2 separate regions of the Homo sapiens genome follow, and region 1 is linked to region 2. A link is a contact called in ENCODE Hi-C data. All regions are on one chromosome and are shown on one strand. Each heading gives the region's core, a stretch centred on a gene start or an enhancer-like site at or near the end of the contact. The rest is flanking DNA. Distances are from core to core; before and after follow the strand shown.

Region 1 (3,980 bases), core at 825-3,324, 110 kb after region 2:
TCCCCATGGTCCTGCCCTCTTAATGCCTTGCCTCTCCCTGGGCAATGACACCCATCTGGCATCAACTTTCACCCTAACATGGGTGGTTCCCAGACCGACCTTTCCACCACGGCCTTTCTCCCAAGCTCCAGAACCGACCTTCTTGTGGTTGCCAAATGTCCCCTCCAAAGGTCCTCCAGGCCCTCAGGCTCTCCTAAGTCTCCTCATTCTTTTGTGACCCTTGTGTTACTAAGGGCATCCACAGCACTATCTGGGCCACTCTTGACTCTAATCCTTCCCTCATGTCCAGTCCGGTGACCAGACCCAGGAAGCATCAGCATAAAGGCTCAGCCTAACTCCTCTTCCTCCCCTCCCCAGGCTCCCAACTCTGGTTTAGGTTCATCCACAGCCCCTCAGCCCCCTGGCTCTCTAGCCTTACATCCTCCTTCAGTGACCACAGAGTGAAGCTGACAGTGACTGCCATTTAGAGTGGCTTCTGCATGTCAGAGGCTGTGTGAGGCTCTGCTCATACCTTATCCCTCAACAACCCCATGAGGTAGGTATTATTATGCATATTTTACAGATGAGGAGACTGAGGCTCAGAGAGGTAAAATAACATTACGCTCAAGCTCACACAGCTAATGAGGAGTGGCAGATCTGGGAGTAGAACTGGGCTTTTCTGACTCTGAAGCTGCCACATTATGCTGCCTTTTGGATTTGAGCATGGCTGTCTCTGGATTAAAAATTTTCACTGGCTACCAGTGCCTATTTAAGAAAACATATTCGTGACTACAGCTTCCCACATCCCACCTGATTGGCTCTGAGCTGGCCTCTCTGGGGTCTGAGCTGGCCTCCTTGGGGTCCGAGTTGGCCTCTCTGGGGTCTTGTCTAAGTTAACACCCAGTGTTGGGTCCCACTGAGGGACCTTATGGTCCTTGCCATTTTCTGAACAACTAATGCAAGTTCCTGCCTTCCAACTTTTGCATATATGTTCCTTGGATCCAGAATGGTCTACCACCTGCTTTTCCATTAATCCAAACCTCACTCTCCAAGATCTAGTCCTCATGCCAACTTCTCTGTGAAGTTCTCTCCAATTCCTCTGCTCCAAATTCCAACTCTCTTCCCTCTGCCAGCCCGTCGCGTGTGGCTCACTCCTTAAATCCATACTTTGACCCTCCACCCACTGCCTTGGGGTGGGTTTTGCCAGCTTGCCTCCCCAACTAGGCCCTGAGCTCCCCAGGAACAGGGCCTCTCCAGTCCCCAGCACAGAACAGGCCTCCACCAGGTCTGGTTCCATGACCGAGAAAGCAGTTGGACTATGGAATGACATGGGAAGCGAGGAATATTAGGGTGACACCTGCCTTTCAAAGCAGAAACTGGCCAACCAGATGGTAGGAATAACTTATGCCAAATGCATTCTTGCTGAGGGCCGGACACGTGCCACACTTTATAGGCATCAAACCAGCAAATCCACATATGAACCCCAGGAAGGAGCTTCTATTGGTATCCCCTTTCACAGATGAGCAAATGGAGGCTTTGCAAGGTTAAAGAGATTGCGCGGGGTCACGTAATTGTTGGATTGGAGCCCAGGCAGGCTGCTTTCAGAGCCCCTGCTCTGGATCACAGTGTTACACAGTGGCCCCTCAGGCAGTGGAACACACTGCAGCATGTGGGTCAGGAGTGGGGAGATGTCCTAGTCCTCTGGGCTACTCTGGCCAGGCCGGTGTCTTCTGCCACACCCAGTGCTGGGTCCCACTGAGGATCCTTATGGTCCAGCCTTTGTACTTTTCTCCTTTGCCTATTCTCCATTCGTCCCTGAAACCTGGAGGTCAGGGCCAGGACACTCTGATCTGCCAGGAGGCAGCCCTTGGGCCCAGTCCCAGGGACCAGGTGGGGTGTGGGGGGGCACATGCCGCTGCCTACCTCAAACTCATCCTCTGCGTCCGCTCTCCTGGCCCCAGAGCTGCCCCACTGGCAGCCCCAAGCCCCAGACCCCAGACCCCAGACCCTGGAACCCCATGCCCTGTGCGCATGCTGATTAGTGACCATCCTGGCTGAAGTGTGACCATGGGGGGGCCTGACTAGCTCTGTAGCTCTTCCCCTGACTTGGCATGTCTGTCCCTGGCCACTGCGGAGACGAACAGAATCCACCCGGCACCTTGAACAGATGGTGCCACTTCTAAAAATAATGCCGCACCACACTCCCCAGCGCAGCCGAGTCCTCGCGACAGAAGGGGGTGCGGGTGGGGGTGGGGGCTGCTAGCTGTGCTCACCAGCCATCTGCGCGGGGACAGATGCGAATGCAGCCTCCCAGGGGACACAGGCCCAGGGGACCCTAGCCTTGATGAAGCTGCACAGAGCCAAGGGTTTGATGCTGAGGCTCCAAGCCCCCCAAATAAAAGCAAGCCAGGACACGGCAGGGTATAGCTTGGCTCCCTCCATTCCCACAGTCTATGGCCCCCACAGCAGCCCTAGCTCCACACCATAGCATGACCAAGATTGCTATCTGGAATGCCCTCTCCTCTCTTCTCTGCCTGTTACCACCTTATCCATCTCAGGGTCCCTAGATCTGCAACCCCCAGTGCAGTCTCCTCCTGGGAACTTCCTCCATCCCCAGAAGCCTCTACCTTCCATGGAAACCACTTAAGTCGTTCTCTGGCCTTAGTTGTCACTTCTCTGAAATGGAGACAATCACAGCCCCTCCCTCCCAGGGTTGTTGGGAGGAAAATGTGAGTTAATGCAGGGCACAGGGCTCAGCCCAGAGCCTAGCCAGCGAGAGAAACTAGAAACTGGGATGACAGTGATTTCTAGATGGGGAAATGGAGGCCCTCAGGTGGAAGGCTCTGGTGCAAGGCCATGGAGCAGGTGCTGGCAGAGCTGGGCTCAGGCCCAAGGCCAGTCAGAGGACTCACCTTCCTAAGCCTGCCACCCACCTCTACCCCAGGGATGGATGCTCCAGGAATGTGTCCCACCTTCATCCTTGGGCCAAATTTTCCCTGAGTGCCAGGCCCTTCTCCAATCTTGGGCTGCTCTGGGGAGGCCTAAGGGATACCTTGAAGATACCCTGTCCTCATGACTTGCCAAGAACCAGCCCCAAGCCTCCTCTCCCCTGAGCCCTGGTGTGACTCCTTCAGCTTCTCAAGTAGGTTCAAGTCCTGCCCAGATCCCTCAGCCAGAACGTTTAAGAGTTCAAGTGCCAAAGTGCTTTCAAGGCTCCAGGAGACCCCAAACCTCAGACTCTGGAGGTATTCATGTCCAGCAGCCTCTCCTTGTCCCCAGCAATCAGCAATGGCCCTGCCAAGCTCTGCTCCCTTCTGCTTTCTCAGCCTTGCAGTTGCCTTCTTTCTCTGAAGCCCTGGGTCTGATGACAGGCAACTTGGCAGAGAAAGAGTGGGAGGTGCTGTTTGCTTCCCTCTTTCCCAGTGGGGCACAGCCCCAGCTCCTCCAGTACCATCCTTCTGCATTTCAAAATTCTCCTGAATCCCAGGCCTCATGTCATGCTGCCTCTAGGATCTGTCCTCTGTGAGACATGATCTAGGAGAGTTTAGGTTTTGGGTTTAAGATGTGGTTGGAACCTAGGTTCAAATCTTCAAGTCAAAGGATCTTTCTCCAGCCCACCATACTTACTCCCTGCCCCTGTAGATATTTTTGTCCTGAGACCTCCTGCTTTGTAACATTCAAATCAGGTCTTCACTACTTCTGACTCCTTGTTATAAGGGACTGACAAGGCCGGAGCTGCCACCTCTGTTTCTTTCTCCAGGTTTGGGCCTGCTACGAAATGGGTGCTAGGTTGGGGGGCGTGTGCAGGTGTGTGCATCTCTAGTGGCTGACCCAGATCCTGATGGCACCAGGCCTGCACTGAGTTGGTCCCTAACCACCAGGTCCTTTACTGTGATGGTACCGCAGGAAGAAGAGACACTTCTAGAACAGAGGCCACCAAAAGGGAACAGTGTTTACAAAGCTCAGAAGAGGCCCTGACTCCCCAAACCTGCTTGAATCCA
Region 2 (4,179 bases), core at 1,493-3,992:
AGGCTGTGCCCAGGTGTGGAGAGTCAGGGGCGAGGGGCCCTTCCCTTCTGGGAAGAAGCTGCAAGTGCCAGGAGAGGAGGGCCCAGCTTCTGGCCTGGTGCTGGGCTTCAGGATTGCCCGTGCCCGCCCAAGTCTTACCTTTAACCAGGGTATGCTTGTCCGTTGGGGAGGAGCGAGCCAGCACCCGCAGCTTTGGCCAGATCTTGTCAATTCGCTCCTGCTCAATCTGGAGAGGGATGGGGAAGGGGGCGGGTCGGTGGGGTCGGGGAGAGAAACTGAGGCCTGGAGAAGGGAGGGGACATGCCCAGAGTCACTGGGCTCTTAGCAGCACACTGGCTGGCTTCTGTACAATCATGCAGCACCCTACCTCCCAGCTCCCATCTGAGCGCGTTCCCCTGAGGATGCTTTACGTTGGGACACGCACCTCCCCCTTCTCGTTGCGGATCCTCCTGTTGAACTCCTTGCCCTCGAGGCACAGAAAGTCCTCCCCAGGATGGATGATGCCACACTTGATGGCGATGGCCCGAGCCGTGTTGATATTGTCGCCAGTGACCATGCGGACCGTGATGCCTGCCCGCTGGCACTTGCGGATGGCTTCTGGGACCTGGGCAGGAGGGCAGGGGCCATGGGGGAGGGCACCACCTCAGGCAGACTCCCCCTGCCTTCATGGATTCCAGAGGAGCCCTTCTCACAGGCAGCTCTACTGAAAGGGGACTAGATGACTATGAGATGCTGATGACGCACATGGCATATGGGCCACAGCCTCCCTTCCTGTGCCAACGGCAGGCATTGTTAATCAATCACACATCCTTTGATTAAACCCTGATGTGGTTCTCATCACAGAGTCCCAGGTCGCTACCACCTATTGACCATGACGGTCCATCCTGAGACAGAACCATTGGCTGTCTCGACCTGGGCGAAGACTTTGGAAAGACTTCCATGAACGCCTCCTCAGATCTGGCCCCAGGTAAGCTTGGCCAGGTGAACTTCTCTTTGCCTCATCCACATACATAGTTCCTGCAAACTTGACAGATCTATTTGTGTATTTTCAGTTTCTTGGGGGGACATTTGCATTTGGGGGCATTTTACTTACAGAATGTGACACGGATTTAGAATATGTATAAAGGATTATGCTTCAGGTAAAATACGCCATTTCTCTGCAATAATAAGGATAGGTTCTGTCCTCTCTGACTGTAATGACAGACGGATATCTGGGACAATCAGGCCGGATCAGAGCCAGCCAATCAGAAGGCACAAGGCTTCCCAGCCCCGCCCCACCCTACCCCAGCAGCTGGCCCTGAGCAGAGCTGAGGGTTTCCCCGAGGAAACCAGCCTGGAGCTGGGGCACCCCTTTATACACAACAGAAATCAATGGAACGAGTGATTCTTACCCGAGGGCAGTGACAAATAATAAAATAATATTTGCTGCAGAACGTCTTTCAGTGGGAGAGAACATGTCAAGGGCAGGAAATCCAGTTGTTTGGGAGGACCACAGCCTGTTAGAATCTCCAGCCTGGAAGGGCTCAGTCTGACGTTCCCTCCCTGCACACCCCACAGTGACCAGGAGCGCACTCCAGCATCCACCTGCCAAGCCACTGCTGAGGGAGTTGGAAGACTATGGATTGAGTTGTATTCCCCCCAAAAGACAGACTGGAGCCCTAAGCCCCAGTACCTGTGTATGTGACCTTGCTTAGAGATAGGGTCATTATAGTGGTAAATCCAGCTAAAATGAGCGCATCACGGTAAGCCCTAATCCAACAGGAATGGTGTCCTTATAAAGAGGAAATTTCGACACAAAGATATGCAAAGGAGATGCCATGCAGAAATCGGGGTGCTGCTTCTACACTCCAAGGAGGCCAAAGGTGGCCAGCAAGCCACTGGAAGCTGAGAGAGAGGCAGAGACAGCTCCTCCCTATCGTCACTGGAAAGAGCCAGCCCTGCTGACACCTTGGTCTCAAACAGATGTACAGCCTTCAGGACTGTGAGACAGCAAACTGCTCTTGAGCCACTCAGTTTGTGTGACTTTGATACGGCAGCCCTAGAAAACTAGTACAAAGAGTTAGAAGGTGGGGCCAAGCCTGACTGGGACAGCTCCTGCCTGGGGTCTCCTTTCTGCCTTCAGCAATGGTAAAAACAAGGAATCGGCCTTGACTATCTCGCCTGTATCCACCCCATTCACAGCACCTGCCACTCCTTCAGCCCCCACCACCATCGTCTCAAGCTGGGTCATTGCCCAGCCTGCCTCTGGGCAGGAGGGCAGGGGCCATGGGGAGGGCACTACCCTCCCTGTGTACCCTGTGCAGAGGGCACTGCCTGGCCCCTCTTTCCTTACCCTGGCCACCAGTGACCTGCCTGAGTGTCAGCCTGTGGGGCTGCTCTCTTTCAGGGGTTCCACCCTGATGCCTTCAAGAGGAAACCCGCAGTTCTGAGCGTGGCTGTCTTGTGGCGTGAGGAACGGATGCTCTAGAGGGGCAGGGTCCCAGTAAGGAGGCCTCTCTAGCTACTGGAGTTGTCTAAGAGACCGGCTCTGTGGTGGCAGGTAGTGATCTCCCCGTTGTTGAAGGGTTAGAGCAGGGCCAGCTGACCACCAGCCTCCTCTGGGGCTTACTTCCAGGGCCTGGGGAGAAGCCTTCCAGTGCCCACTCGGGGTTTGGGGGCCACGTGAGCAAGGCCCCTGCCTCGTGCCACAGCGGCTAATCACATAAGCAAACGTGACCTCATTCTTACAGGGCTGGAGGGAGTGGGAATGTGGAATGTCCAAGATCTTGTTTATATAACTTACTAACATCCTCATGATGGCTGTAAACTGGGCTGTGGCCCCCTGCTGTCTCCTGCCCCTGAGAACAGCAAAGAGCTGCTGTTTCCTGGGAACGCACACCTTATCTGGCTCCTGCCTCCAAAAGGAGGAATTTAGGTTCTTGGTTTCAAAGACGCTGGAGGACTTGGAGTTGGAAAGGGTTTTGGGTCATTGACTTTGACCCTCTGCCCATTCCCTAGATCCGTTCCCAGGTGTCCTCAACAGATGGGCTGGTCAGCCTCTGCTTGCACACCCGATGACAGGGTGCTCCCTCCCTCTAATGCCCACTGCTCCACTGTGGAACAAGTCTAGCTGATTTTTTAACACAACCTTTCTTTTTTCAGATAGCAGAGCATCACCCTGTGTCAGACCTGTACTCTGTTTGGAGGCAGGGTCTTTGGCACAGGTCTATACAAAAGACTCTGGGAACACAGAAGGGGGTTTTGTGCTGCTGAGTATAAGGGGGTTTTGTGCTGCTTCAGTGCCCTTTGTGCTACTGAAGGAGCACAGAGGGCACTGTTGCTTTAGAAGAAAGTGGGTGGGGAGGAGAAATCAAGGAGGACTTCCTGGGGGAGGGGATGTTTGAGCTGCCAACTGAGGCTCTGGTTCCTGGCATTGTGCCAGGGCTGAGGCTACACAGATGAACACAGATTAGTCCTGGCCGCAGGGAACTGTCCACTCTGCACTGGCAGAGAAGGCCTGAGGTATGAACGGGCCTGAGGGCCACGCTGCAGGTGATCTGGAGGGGCTGAGGGAAGATGTGGGGTAGGGACTGGAGACCATGAATTTGGAGAGGGGCAGAAGGTTCTGGACCAGGGATATGCTCCTTCAGGCACTGGGAACTGTGGGAAGTTCTGAGCCAGGAATGAGGTGATTGGTGCTGCGTTTTAGAAATACTCTCACTTTCAAGACTGTCTCCCAGAGCCAAAATCAGCCATCTTCTGGGCCTCTCCAAGCAAGCTGGCTTCATGAGAAAAATGAAGCTAATTTTTACGGACCCTATACTTTCTTCTGTGCAGTGGAGAGAGGGCTTGGGGACCAACGGGCTGGGCTGGGCTCTGCTCTAGGGTCTCACATGAGCCCTGGTTTCCTCATCTGTAAAATGGGTACAATAGTATCCACCCTTCAGCAAGGCTGGGAGGAACTCTATGACAGGGCACACAGAGCCCACGCACAGGATGGGCACGTGCACACCTTTTCCAATTCCCTTTTCTCTCATAAATGCAACAGGGCATTCACGAGGCCCCAGCCACTCTGCATCCCTTCCTGCCTTCTTGCCCTGCTCATTCTGTCCCCTCTGCCTGGAATGCCCTTCCTCCCTTAGCCTCTGTGTGTCAAGTCTTTCCCATCTTATAAATGAAATGCTCTCTATTCCTGAAGCC

What was found. Hi-C counts contacts between places; a loop is a spot of excess contacts on that map. Pooled maps may share reads with other maps.
Region 1: a map of OCI-LY7 shows a loop between it and region 2 (2.9-fold over the local background). The contact joins two enhancer-like sites. A Hi-C loop is called at or near these places in 3 of 168 maps with a recorded cell type or tissue (B cell, G401 and OCI-LY7), 5 of 37 single-sample maps with no recorded cell type and 5 of 50 pooled maps.

Annotation. Positions count from the first base shown.
Region 1 is chr3:10,462,042-10,466,021 of GRCh38, forward strand. All of the region lies in intron 1 of ATP2B2 (ATPase plasma membrane Ca2+ transporting 2), which reads right to left. Among named protein-coding and RNA genes, the nearest start is that of ATP2B2, 42 kb to the right of the region's middle. Within about 2 kb of position 2,075, at least 2 of the 41 ENCODE cell types and tissues checked have a DNase peak (open chromatin) inside an H3K27ac peak, as active enhancers do.
Region 2 is chr3:10,349,974-10,354,152 of GRCh38, forward strand. ATP2B2 (ATPase plasma membrane Ca2+ transporting 2) reads right to left here. Exons shown (of 23, transcript NM_001001331.4): 15 at 425-604; 16 at 139-226. Among named protein-coding and RNA genes, the nearest start is that of MIR378B, 22 kb to the left of the region's middle. RefSeq lists a silencer at 2,403-2,576. Within about 2 kb of position 2,743, at least 2 of the 41 ENCODE cell types and tissues checked have a DNase peak (open chromatin) inside an H3K27ac peak, as active enhancers do.